2 separate regions of the Homo sapiens genome follow, and region 2 is linked to region 1. The links are chromatin contacts, found by Hi-C or POLR2A ChIA-PET in ENCODE. All regions are on one chromosome and are shown on one strand. The core of a region is the stretch at or near the end of the contact, and the rest is flanking DNA. Distances in the headings are between cores, read along the strand shown. Region 1 has its middle 17 kb from the start of MAP3K8. Region 2 has its middle 90 kb from the start of MAP3K8.

What was found. A loop is a pair of places that touch in the nucleus more often than their neighbours do. ChIA-PET counts read pairs that join two places held with the same protein, here RNA polymerase II (POLR2A). Pooled maps may share reads with other maps.
Region 2: a loop to region 1 is called in a map of ovary, with 4 times the contacts of the local background. The contact joins two enhancer-like sites. A Hi-C loop is called at or near these places in 118 of 168 maps with a recorded cell type or tissue (A673, B cell, CD14-positive monocyte and 66 more), 37 of 37 single-sample maps with no recorded cell type and 50 of 50 pooled maps. POLR2A ChIA-PET finds 5 or more read pairs at or near these places in 24 of 52 experiments (AG04449, CD4-positive, alpha-beta T cell, CD4-positive, alpha-beta memory T cell and 19 more).

The regions. Positions count from the first base shown.
Region 1 is chr10:30,414,509-30,420,385 of GRCh38, forward strand. No RefSeq gene overlaps it. Among named protein-coding and RNA genes, the nearest start is that of MAP3K8, 17 kb to the right of the region's middle. RefSeq lists enhancers at 4,091-4,210, 4,251-4,320. Within about 2 kb of position 4,388, at least 9 of the 41 ENCODE cell types and tissues checked have a DNase peak (open chromatin) inside an H3K27ac peak, as active enhancers do; they include CD14-positive monocyte, CD8-positive, alpha-beta T cell and natural killer cell, where a contact is called at or near this core.
Region 2 is chr10:30,521,531-30,527,380 of GRCh38, forward strand. No RefSeq gene overlaps it. Among named protein-coding and RNA genes, the nearest start is that of MAP3K8, 90 kb to the left of the region's middle. Within about 2 kb of position 4,266, at least 3 of the 41 ENCODE cell types and tissues checked have a DNase peak (open chromatin) inside an H3K27ac peak, as active enhancers do; they include CD14-positive monocyte, CD8-positive, alpha-beta T cell and natural killer cell, where a contact is called at or near this core.

The DNA.
Region 1 (5,877 bases), core at 3,138-5,637:
GTAATTCCATTACTAGAAATCTATCTGAATTAGAGATGCACATGAAGGTACATACAGGAATTTTCAATGCCATATATGTAGGAAAGTTAGAAGCAATCTACAGTTCCAATGTGAGGAGGGGACTACTTAATTTGTAATCTATCCACAGATTAGAATACTATTAGATTATAAATATAGATCTCTATTTATACATATGTTACATATAATTTATATGTAATATATAATATGTATTATACTACATATTTATATTATATATAATATAATTTATATGTAATATATGTAAATATAGATCTCTATTTTTATATGTTACATATATGTATACATCATATGTATATATCATATTTATGTTACATATGTTATATCATATTTACATGTGTTACATCTGATATATATTTTATGTAACAATATATAAACATGTGTAATATGTAAACATGTATATTATATATAACACATATATACATATTACATTGTATGTAACATATATGAAGAGATCTAAGTTTATATGTATATCACATATATATGTATATTTACATATATACACACGTATATACACATACACACACATATACACATACACACACACACACACACACACACACACACACACACACACACACACATATATATTTTAGAGACAGGGTCTACTATGATGCCCAGGCTGGAGTGCAGTGGTTGTTTACAAGCACAATCATAGGTCACTGTGGCCTAAGACTCTTGGGCTCAAGTGATCCTCCTGCCATAGCCTCCAGAGTAGCTGGAGCTACATACATGCCACCATGCCCAGCTAACATATTACATTTATTAAGTGATTAATATTAATATTAGCCACTTATAGTTCTAAGCATTTTAGGTATATTGGCTCAGTTAACACCCACAAAACCCTAGGATACAGGTAGTAATAGAATATTTTATCTAGCGTAAGAAATCATCATTATGAAACACTTCATTATTTTGGCCAGGTGTGGTGGCTCACACCTGTCTGTAATCTCAGCACTTTGGGAGGCTAAGCCAGGGGGATCACTTGAGACCAGGAGTTCGAGACCAGCCTGGCCAACATGGCAAAACCCCGTCTCTACTGAAAATACAAAAATTAGCCAGGTGTGGTGGTACGCACCTGTAATCCCAGCTACTCGGGAGTCTGAGGCACGAGAATCACTTAAACCCAGGAGGCAGAGGTTGCACTGAACCAAGATCACGCCACTGCACTCCAGCTTGGGCGACAGAGCGAAACTCCATCTCAAAGAAAAAAAAAAAGAAGTAGCATTAACAATTTTCTTATTTCCTCTGTGATTTCTTTTTCTAAGCCGTTGTTGCTATGGAGACCATGAAGAATCAGTGAGACTGAAAGTCATGTACCAGTGCCCATAGGCAAATGTTTTAAAGTGTGAACATTGGATTTTGGAATCTGACACTAATGTTCTTGCAGTTTGGCTTTGTGTATTCCCAAGTAAGTTTTCTTTCTGTTTTTGGGAGACTATAGTTTCTAAAGTTGGTCCAGGGAACTGATTCGTGAGTCAGAAGTATTTGGTGAGCTTACTAAAATATAGATTTCTGGGCTGCACCCTTAGAATTACTTCATCAGAATATCTAGAAGTGCGATTCAGGAATCTGTATTTTTTTTAAAACAAGGTTTAGCATTTATAAATGGTTTTAGCTAAAGCATGAGAACCATTACTGAAGACCATCACTGGATGTGTGCCAATAATTCATGGAATTCTAGATTTACTTTTTAATTTACTTTTCTTTCTCTCTTTTTTTGAAACAGAGTTTCACTCTGTCACCCAGGCTGGAGTGCAATGGTGTGAACACAGCTCACTGCAGCTTTAAACTCCTGGGTTCAAGCGGTCCTCCCCCGTCAGCCTCCCAAGTAGCGAGCCTCCATACCTGGCTAGTTTTTGTATTTTATGTAGAGACAGATTGTCTCCATGTTTCCCAGGCTGGTATCAAACTCTAGAGCTCAAGAGATCTTCCAGTCTTGGCTTCCCAAAGTGCTGGGATTATAGGCATGATCCACCACACCTACTCTTTGTATTTAATTTTCTGAAAAGGATATGGTCTTCTTTTTTCATTTTATTTCATTTTATTTTATTATTTTATTTTTATAGAGACAAGGTCTACCTATGTTGCCCAGGCTGGCCTCGAACTCCTGGGCTCAAGGGATCCTTCTGCCTCAGCCTCCCAACGTGCTAAAATTACAGGCATGAGCCATAACGCACAGCGCTAAAGAGTATGTTTTACCACATGAAAAACATCTCATCAAATCCAGTTATTGCTGGAGTTAAGCACTTTTCTCCATGCAGACCAAGTGGATGCTTTTTTTCTATGCTTGCTTCCATATTAATTTTTGACTTAGATTTCAGAGACTTTTATTAATTTACTTACATGTGATTTTCAACTGTGATCCCCTCTTTAGTAATGAGTTCTATGAACTTAGACCCCAATAATTCCATGAATTCAGATGCACAGTCACTCATACAAGTACAGCATTACTCATTTCTATTATTTTGTTTGTTTGTTTGTTTGAGATGGGGTCTGACTCTGTTGCCCAGGCTGGAGTGCAGTGCAGTCTGGAGCTCCCAGGCTTAAGTGATCCATCCCCTCATCTCGGCCTCAAGAGTAGTTGGCACTACAGGTGGATGCCACCATGCCCAGCTAATTTTATTTATTTATTTATTTATTTGTAGATACAGCGTCTCCCTATGTTGCCCAGGCTGGTCTTGAACTCCTGGGCTCAAGCAATCCTCCCCACTTGGCCTCTCAAAGTGCTAGGACTACAGGAGTGAGCCACCGCGCCTGGCCCACTATTCCTGCCACATTTAGTACTAACTCATGTCTTCTTTTCTTCAGAATAAGAAAGGAAGAAAAGTGTCCTTGGAAGAGACAAGAGACAAGAGAGATTGCTGTCCCGTGTTTCTTTCCTCTGCAGGCTGTTGTATCCTGTCAGAGCCATCTGTCACTGGATCTCTTAGGAAATGCTACTGCTGCCAGACTGTCTTGTGGGCAGAAGTGCCTGTACCTGCCAGTGGTTGCAAGGCAGAGGAAACAGCCTCTAGTTGGATGGGGACCAGCATCTGGGAAATACTCTGACTCCACTCCTGGGGATAGAACCCATGTTTTCTTCCTGGGTCAAGCCACTTCTCGTTGGTCTATGGCAATCCAGCTGGGTTAGGAAAAGAAAAGCCCGCCTGGGCAGCCACATAGCTAAAGGCTCAGGACATTAAACACTAGGCTTGCTCTTCTTTGTCCCAGTGTATTAAAAAACAAACACTCCATGTAGTTCCCTGAGACACAAAAACAGGCCTTTAAACTGACCTTTCTAAAGAAACTGTTAGCTGGGCATGGTGGCTCACACCTGTAATCCCAGCACTTTGGGAGGCCGAGGCAGGCAGATCACTAGAGGTCAGAAGTCCAAGACAAACTTGTCCAACATGGTGAAACCCCATCTCTACTAAAAGAAAAAAAATTAGTGGGGCATGGTGGCAGGCGCTTGTAATCCCAGCTACTCAGGAGGCTGAGGTAGGAGAATCGCTTGAATCCAGGAGGTGCAGGTTGCAGTGAGCCAAGATCACGCCACTGCACTCTAACCTGGGTGACAGAGCTAAACTCTGTCTCAAAAATAAAAAAGAAAGAAGGAAGGAAGGGAGGGAGGGAGGGAAAGAAAGAGGGAAGAAAGAGAAAGGAAGGAAGGAAAAAAGGAAGGAAAGAAAGAAAGAAAGAAGGAAAGAAAGAAAGAGAAAGAAAGAAAGAAAGAAAGAAAGAAAGAAAGAAAGAAAGAAAGAAAGAAAGAAAGAAAGAAAGAAAGAGAGAAAGTAAAAAAGAAAGAAAGAAACTGTTGCCAGGGGAGGTGACTCAGGCCTGTAATCCCGGCACTTTGGGAGGCCAAGGTGGGCAGATCACCTGAGGTCAGCAGTTTGAAATCAGCCTGACCAAAATGGTGAAACCCCGTCTCTACTAAAAGTACAAGAATTAGCCAGGCTGTGGTGGCGCACACTGTAATTCCAGCGACTCAGGAGGCTGAGGCGGGAGAATCGCTTGAACCCTGGAGGTGGAGGTTGCAGTGACCCGGGATTGTGCCACTATACTCCAGCCTGGATGACAGAGGGAGACCCTGTCTCAAAAGAAAAGAAAAGAAAGAAAAAAAGAACCTGTTAAGATCTCCTAAAGCCTCTGCAAACTATGTCAAACATTCAATAGTTCCTTAGTTGGGTATTTTCTTAAAATTTTCCTGTTTCTTATCAATGTTAGATATTTTTCCAAGAACTCAAGGGAGATTTGCAGTGGGATAATCCAGTTCACATGGTAAAAATGAAACCACTACCACATAGCTTGTGATGCAATAAAGTAAGTGAAATAAAAGAGGCACAAAAGGAAACCGGAAGTTTCCATATCTTAAAAAGAAAAGCCACAGTGATAAGGCTTCAACCTGCTGAGTCGGTTACCCAGGTTTCTCCAGGCACTGGAGAAACCTCCATGCGGGGTTTCTGTTACTAACAGAGCCCTATTGAGTTGAAAGAAAAACCCATCCACCACCAAGCGCTACTCTATTTCTCTGGCATCAAGAAGGTTAACTTTTTTCACTCTATTTATGCCTTTTTTTTTTTCCTATAATCAAGGAAAGTAAAGCTCAAAGGGATTAAATAGCTTTTCTAAATCAACAGCTAGTATCAGGCCAAAAAAGAAAAAAATTGGCATCTGGATGTTATATAACACTAAAGCCCATATTTTTTTCTTTTACCTCAGACTTTCCACCAGGGACTAAAACAGGTTCAAATACTGTGTAATTGATTGTATTTGATTATGGTGTATTTATGGGGACTATGTAAAGCAACATTTCTTTATAATATTATTTTCTTTTCTTTTTTTTTTTGAGACCGAGTCTTGCTCTGTTGCCCAGGCTAGAATGCAGTGGCAAGATCTGTCCATATCAATTAATAACAAAATTGAAACACGGACTTAAGTGACAAATGTTTATTCATCCACAGTGACTTTTGACTTATACCAGGCTGCTATAATCTAGAACATTATGTTTATGTGAGCGTCACAGTCTCAGAAATATTCTCCCTGACCTAAGTAAGTTCTAGTCCCAAAGTATCTCTCCCCATCCCATTCACTTCCTTCACCTTGTTCATTTCCTCTTGAAACGTGTCATAAATTGTGCACTTATGTGTATTTATTTATTTGTTCAGTGTCTCTCTCTCCCTGACAAAACTCTAGACTCCATGAAGGCCATTGAGTTTTGTGCACTGCTGCTCCCCAGCACCTAAAACTGTGACTGGCATATACTACACACTCAAATATTTGTTGCATGAACGGATAAAGGAGCAGAATTGTCTTTTAAACGATATAGTGGTTATTCTTTTCTTCTCACTTGCAAAGCTGATTTTAGAAGCAGGTGCCAGAGATAAAGGTTACAAAATCTTAATATCTGTGCTTTACAAAATCAGAACGATGTTCACTAAAATGTTGACAGCAATTATTGTTGATCTGAGTGTTGGGATTGGTGGGTAAATTTCATTATCCCTATTTTCTAGCAAGTCTTTAGTAAACAGGAATTGTTTTGAAATCAGATTTAAGCTTTTAAAAAGTATAAACTCTTGGTATGCTCTCTAATTTGCTGTTCTTCTGAGAGCAGTTAGAGCTATAATCTGTGCATCAGGATGGGGAGCATCTGAAGTTTCCCCAAATGTAACTAACTAGAGCCAAGAAGGTACATCTCAATATTCCAGTATCTCCTTCTGCCAGGAGGTCTCTGCACCCAGACTATGCTCTGTGAATCTTGGATCTGAGGGATAAAACTGGGGGACCCAACTGGGCAGCAGTTGACTTAGCTAGAACCACTCATGGTGGTGGGTTTCAGGCAAACAAGGATGTGGGAGG
Region 2 (5,850 bases), core at 3,016-5,515, 110 kb after region 1:
TTGTTAAACAAAATGTGGTATATACATAAATGGAACATTATTCAGCCTTAAAAAGAATGGAAATCCTGACATATGCTACAACATGGATAAACCTTGACATTATGCTAGGTGAAATAAGCTACTCACAAAAAGATAAATGCCATATAATTCTATTTATGTAAGGCACTACAGGTGTCAGATTAATAGAGGGAGGCAGAAAGTACAATGGTGGTCACCAAGGGCTGGGGAGGAGGGGACATGGGTCAGGGAGCTTATTGTTTAATGGGTACAGAGTTTCTGTTCTGCAAGATGCAAAGAGTTCTGGAGATGGATGGTGGCGATGGCTGCACAACATGAATGTTCTTAATAGCATTGAACTGTACACTTAACAATGGTTAAGAAAGGGTCTTGCCCTGTTACCCAGGCTGGAGTGCAGTAGCCCTATCATAGCTCACTACAGCCCCAAACTCCTGGGCTCAAGTGATCCTTAGCCTTCCAGTGGTCTTTGTTGTAGACAACCTGATGGATTCTCATGGCACAGAAGATTAATTAAACAATGTCTTTCAATTTTAATACGTTTCTGCAATCCAAAAAAAAAAAAATAGTTAGCATGGCAAGTTTGATGTTTGTTGCGGGAAGTCCGGGACCCCGAATGGAGGGACCGGCTGAAGCCATGGCAGAAGAACATAAATTGTGAAGATTTCATGGACGTTTATTAGTTCCCCAAATTAATACTTTTATAATTTCTTATGCCTGTCTTTACTTCAATCTCTGAACATAAATTGTGAAGATTTCATGGACATTTATCACTTCCCCAATCAATACTTGTGATTTCCTATGCCTGTCTTTACTTTAATCTCTTAATCCCGTCATCTTCATAAGCTGAGGATGAATGTCGCTTCAGGACCCTGTGATGATTGCGTTAACTACAGAAATTGTTTGTAGAGCATGTGTGTTTGAACAATATGAAATCTGGGCACCTTAAGAACAGGATAACAGCGATTTTCAGGGAACAAGGGAGATAACCTTAAAGTCTGGCTGCCTGTGGGCCAGGCAGGACAGAGCCATATTTCTCTTATTACCAAAAACGGGTAAGAGAAGTATCACTGAATTCTTTCCCCAGTAAGGAATATTAATAATTAACAGCCCTGGGAAAAGAATGCATTCCCGGGGGGGCCTCTCAAATGGCTGCCCTGAGAGTGTCTGCCTTATGCAGACGTAGGTAGGGATGAAACACGCCCTAGTCTCCTGCAGCGCCCCCAGGCTGGCTAGGATTAGGAAATTCCAGCCTGACAAATTCTAGTCAGACCGGTTCTCTGCTCTTGAACCCTGTTAAGATGTTTATCAATGACAATGCGTACACAGTGGGGCATGGAAGTTCATTAGTGATTCTAGTTTCACCCTGACCTTGTGATCTCGCCCTGACCTCCTGCCTTGTGATCTTTTGTTGCTCTGAAAGCATGTGATCTCTGTGACCCACATCCTATTCGTACACTCCCTCCCCTTTTGAAAATCACTAATAAAAACTTGCTGGTTTTGCAGCTTGTGGGGCATCACAGAACCTGCCAACATGTGATGTCTCCCCTGGACACCCAGCTTTAAAATTTCTCTCTTTTGTACTCTTTCCCTTTATTTCTCAGACTGGCCGACACTTAGGGAAAATAGAAAAGAACCTATGTGAAATATCGAGGGTGAATTTTTTTTTTTTTTGAGACAAAGTCTCACTCTGTCGCCCAGGCTGGGGTTCAGTGGCATGATCTCAGCTCACCACAACCTCCGCCTCCCAGGTTCAAGTGATTCTCCTGCCTCAGCCTCCTGAGTAGCTGGAATTACAGGCGCGCACCACCACCCCCAGATAATTTTTGTATTTTTAGTAGACACGGGGTTTCACCATGTCGTTCAGGCTGGTCTTGAACTCCTGATCTCAGATGATACACCCACCTCAGCCTCCCAAAGTGGTGGGAGTACAGGCATGAGCCACCGTGCCCGGCCACATGTGACTTTATAGTTCCTCCCAAGAAGCAGTGTATCCTTCTCTGCCCCCTAGTCCAACCCAGCCTAGATTAGCAGAGCCCCAAACCATCTGTGTAAATATGAGTGGTTGTAAATGATTCTTGTCTATAATCGCTGAGTTTTGGTGTCTGTAGTGTATTTCTCAGCAATAGCAAACAAATTTTTCTTTTTTTTCTTTGAGACAGAGTCTTGCTCTGTCGCCCAGGCTGGATTGCGGTAGTACAATCTCAGCTCACTGCTGACCACAGTGAGCTGAGTGCCACCACACCTGGCTAATTTTTGTACTTTTAGTAGAGACTGGGTTTCACCATGTTGGCCAGGCGGGTCTCAAACTCCTGACCTCAGGTGATCCACCTGCCTCGGCCTCCCAAAATGCTGGGATTATAGGTGTGAGCCACTGCGCCCGGCCTGCAATAGCAAAGAAATGTAAGTACAAACATACTTCAAATTTTAAAAGAGTTTCTAAGCTGGGCACAGTGGCTCACACCTGTAATCCCAGAACTTTGGGAGGCCGAGGTGGGTAGATCATGAGGTCAAGAGATTGAGACCATCCTGGCCAAACTGGTGAAACCCCATCTCTAGTAAAAATACAAAAATTAGCTGGGCATGGTGGTACATGCTTGTAGTCCCAGCTGCTCAGGAGTCTGAGGCAGGAGAATTGCTTGAACCTGGAAGGCGGAGGTTGCAGTGAGCCAAGATGGCACCACTGCACTCCAGCCTGGGCGACAGAGCGAGACTCCGTCTCAAAAAAAAAAAAATAAATAAATAAATAAATAAATAAATAAAAAATAAAAACCCCATAAAGAAGCAGTTTCTATAATGCCTATGTACATTTCAAATAATACTAACACTAATATTAATACAAATGCTAATAAAAGAATATAAATATTTTAACCCAACTTAAGTAATAAACATTACCAAATACCTTTTCCCATTCTTTTCCCAGAGCTAATTATGATCCTGATTTTGTTAATTACCTCTTTGCCTTTCATTAATTACTTCTTTGCCTTTCTTTATAATTTTGCCAATTTTTACTTATCTCTAAGTAATAAATACATTACTGAATATTGCTTATTTTTAAGCTTTATTGTACTATGTAAACTTGGTTTGGCACAAAATTATGTTTTTGAGATTTAACCACATTGATTGAGATACTCCCTTCCCCCCGCCATTTTTTCCTTACCTTATTGGTTGCAATTGATTATTAATATTTCACATGAATATTTTACCTAATCCAAAGTTAACTAATAAACTTTATTCTGCTCCCAAATCAAAGAACCTCAGAATGCTTTAACATCAATCTCTCCACTCACAGTTAACATACCATTGTTGTCCAGTAATGTTCAACTTCACACATATAATGTTCAACACAATATATGTTAACCATTATATTGGTTAACATAATCAGTGAATTTATATTTTCCCACATTTAGGCCAGGCATGGTGGCTCATGCCTGTAATCCCAGCACTTTGGGAGGCCGAGGTGGGTGGATCACCTGAGTTCAGGAGTTCAAGACCAGCCTGGCCAACATGGTGAAACCCCGTCTTTACTAAAAATACAAAAATAAGCTGGGCATGGTGGAGGGCACCTGTAATCCCAGCTACTCAGGAGGCTGAGGCAGGAGAATCACTTGAACCTGGGAGATGGAGATTGCAGTGAACCGAGATCACATCACTGCACTCCAGCCTGGGTAACAGATTAAGACTCAGTTTAAAAAAAAAAAAATAGCAGGGCACGGTGGCTCACACCTGTAATCCCAACACTTTGGGAGGCCAAGGTGGGTGGATCACCCGAGGTCAGGAGTTCGAGACCAGCCTGGCCAACATGGTGAAACCCCATCTCTACTAAAAAAAAAAAAAAAAAAAAATTAGCCGGGCGCGTTGGCAGGCGCCTGTAATCCCAGCTACTCAGGAGGCTGAGACAGGAGAATCACTTGTACCCTGGAGGCGGAGGTTGCAGTGAGCCGAGACTGCGCCATTGCACTCCAACCTGGGCAAGAAGAGCAAAACTCCATCTCAAAAGAAAAAATGTTCCCACATTTTATTTATTCACCAATCTTTCTTGTATCTCAGACTTCTCTGTGATCATTTCCTTTTATTGGGAATTGTATATTTTAGAGTTTTTGAGAGTCTGTTAATGGTAATTATTCTCAGTATTGCTTTTTCAAAAACAATCTTTCAAAAACATCTTCAAGATGTCACAATTTTACTTTTTTCTTTTAAGAATTGCCTTGTTTGGGCAGGCAGTTTCCTGTCAATACTCACTTTCTCACGGCACTAATATTGAAGATAATAATCTACAGTTTCCTGACTTTCACTTTTGCTGCTGAGTAATTAGCTGTTCATTTTATTTTCACTCCTTTGTAGATCATATGTCTTTTCTCTCTGGCTGTTTCTTTCCAGATGCTTCTTTTTTTTTTTGAGACAGAGTTTCATTCTTCTCACCCAGGCTGGAGTGCAGTGGTGCAATCTCAGCTCAAGGCAACCTCTGCCTTCTGGGTTCAAGAGATTCTCCTGCCTCAGCCTCCTGAGTAGCTGGGATTACAGGCGCCCGCCACCATGCCCGGCTAATTTTTGTATTTTTAGTAGAGACAGGGTTTCACCATGTTGGCCAGGCTGGTCTCAAACTCCCGACCTCAGATGATTCATCACCCTCAGCTTCCCAAAGTGCTGGGCTTACAGGCATGAGCCACAGTGCCTGGCCCCCGGATGCATTTAACAATTATTCTGCTTGGGATCTGTGGGAGTTGCTGAATGTATTACATCAATGATCTCTGTCCACCTCCCTGGTTCAAGGTTTTCTCCTGCCTCAGCCTCCCAAGTAGCTGGGACTACAGGTGCATGTCACCCCATCTGGCTAATTTTTGTATTTTTAGTAGAGACGGGGTTTCACCATGTTGGTCAGACTGGTCTCAAACTCCCATCCTTAAGTGATCAACCCCCCTCAGCCTCCCAAAGTGTTGGGATTATAGGTATAGGCCACCGCACCCTGCTTTCTTTGTTTTGATACAGGGTCTTGCTCTGTCACTCAGGCTGGAGGGCAGTGGCACAATCTCAGCTTCCTGCAGCCTCAACCTCTTGGCTCAAGCGATTCTCCTATCTCAGCCTCTTGAGTAGCTGGGACCACAGGCATGTGCCACCACACCTGGCTCGTTTTTGTATTTTTTGTTGAGATAGGGTTTCACTATGTTGCCCAGGCTAGACTTGAACTCCTGACTCAAAAAATCCTCCCACGTCCCAATGTGCTGGGATTATAAGCATGAGCCATCACACCTGGCCGTATCAATTCTCAAAATTCTGAGTCCTACCCTTGCTAATATTGCCTCTCACACACATTCTCTGCTACTGCTTTCCTGACTCAATGCATGCTGGGCCTTCTCTGCTATGTGTCTTAACCTCTTTATTACTTTCATTTTTTATTTTTATTTTTGGCACTGTAGGGTACATTTTGAGTAATTTATTCAAAAGTATCCTCCATCCCACTAATTTGGTCTTTAATTGTATCTAATCTGGTGTTTGCGTTTCGATTTTTAATTGTAGTCATTATCTTTTTATATGTTAGTTGTGTTAGTTGAAGTTTGGATTTAGTTCTATTGTTTTTTCTTTCTGTGCATTCTTCCTCATGATTTTTTTTTTTTTTTTTGAGACAAAAGTCTCGCTCTGTCAGCAGGCTGGAGTGCTGTGGTGTGATCTTACCTCACTGCAACCTCTGTCTCCCGGGTTCAAGTGATTCTCCTGCCTCAGCCTCCTGAGTACCTGGGACAACAGGAGCGTGCCACCAGACCCAGCTAATTTTTGTATTTTTAGTAGAGATGGGGTTTCACCATGTTGGCCAGGATGGTCTCGATCTCTTGATCT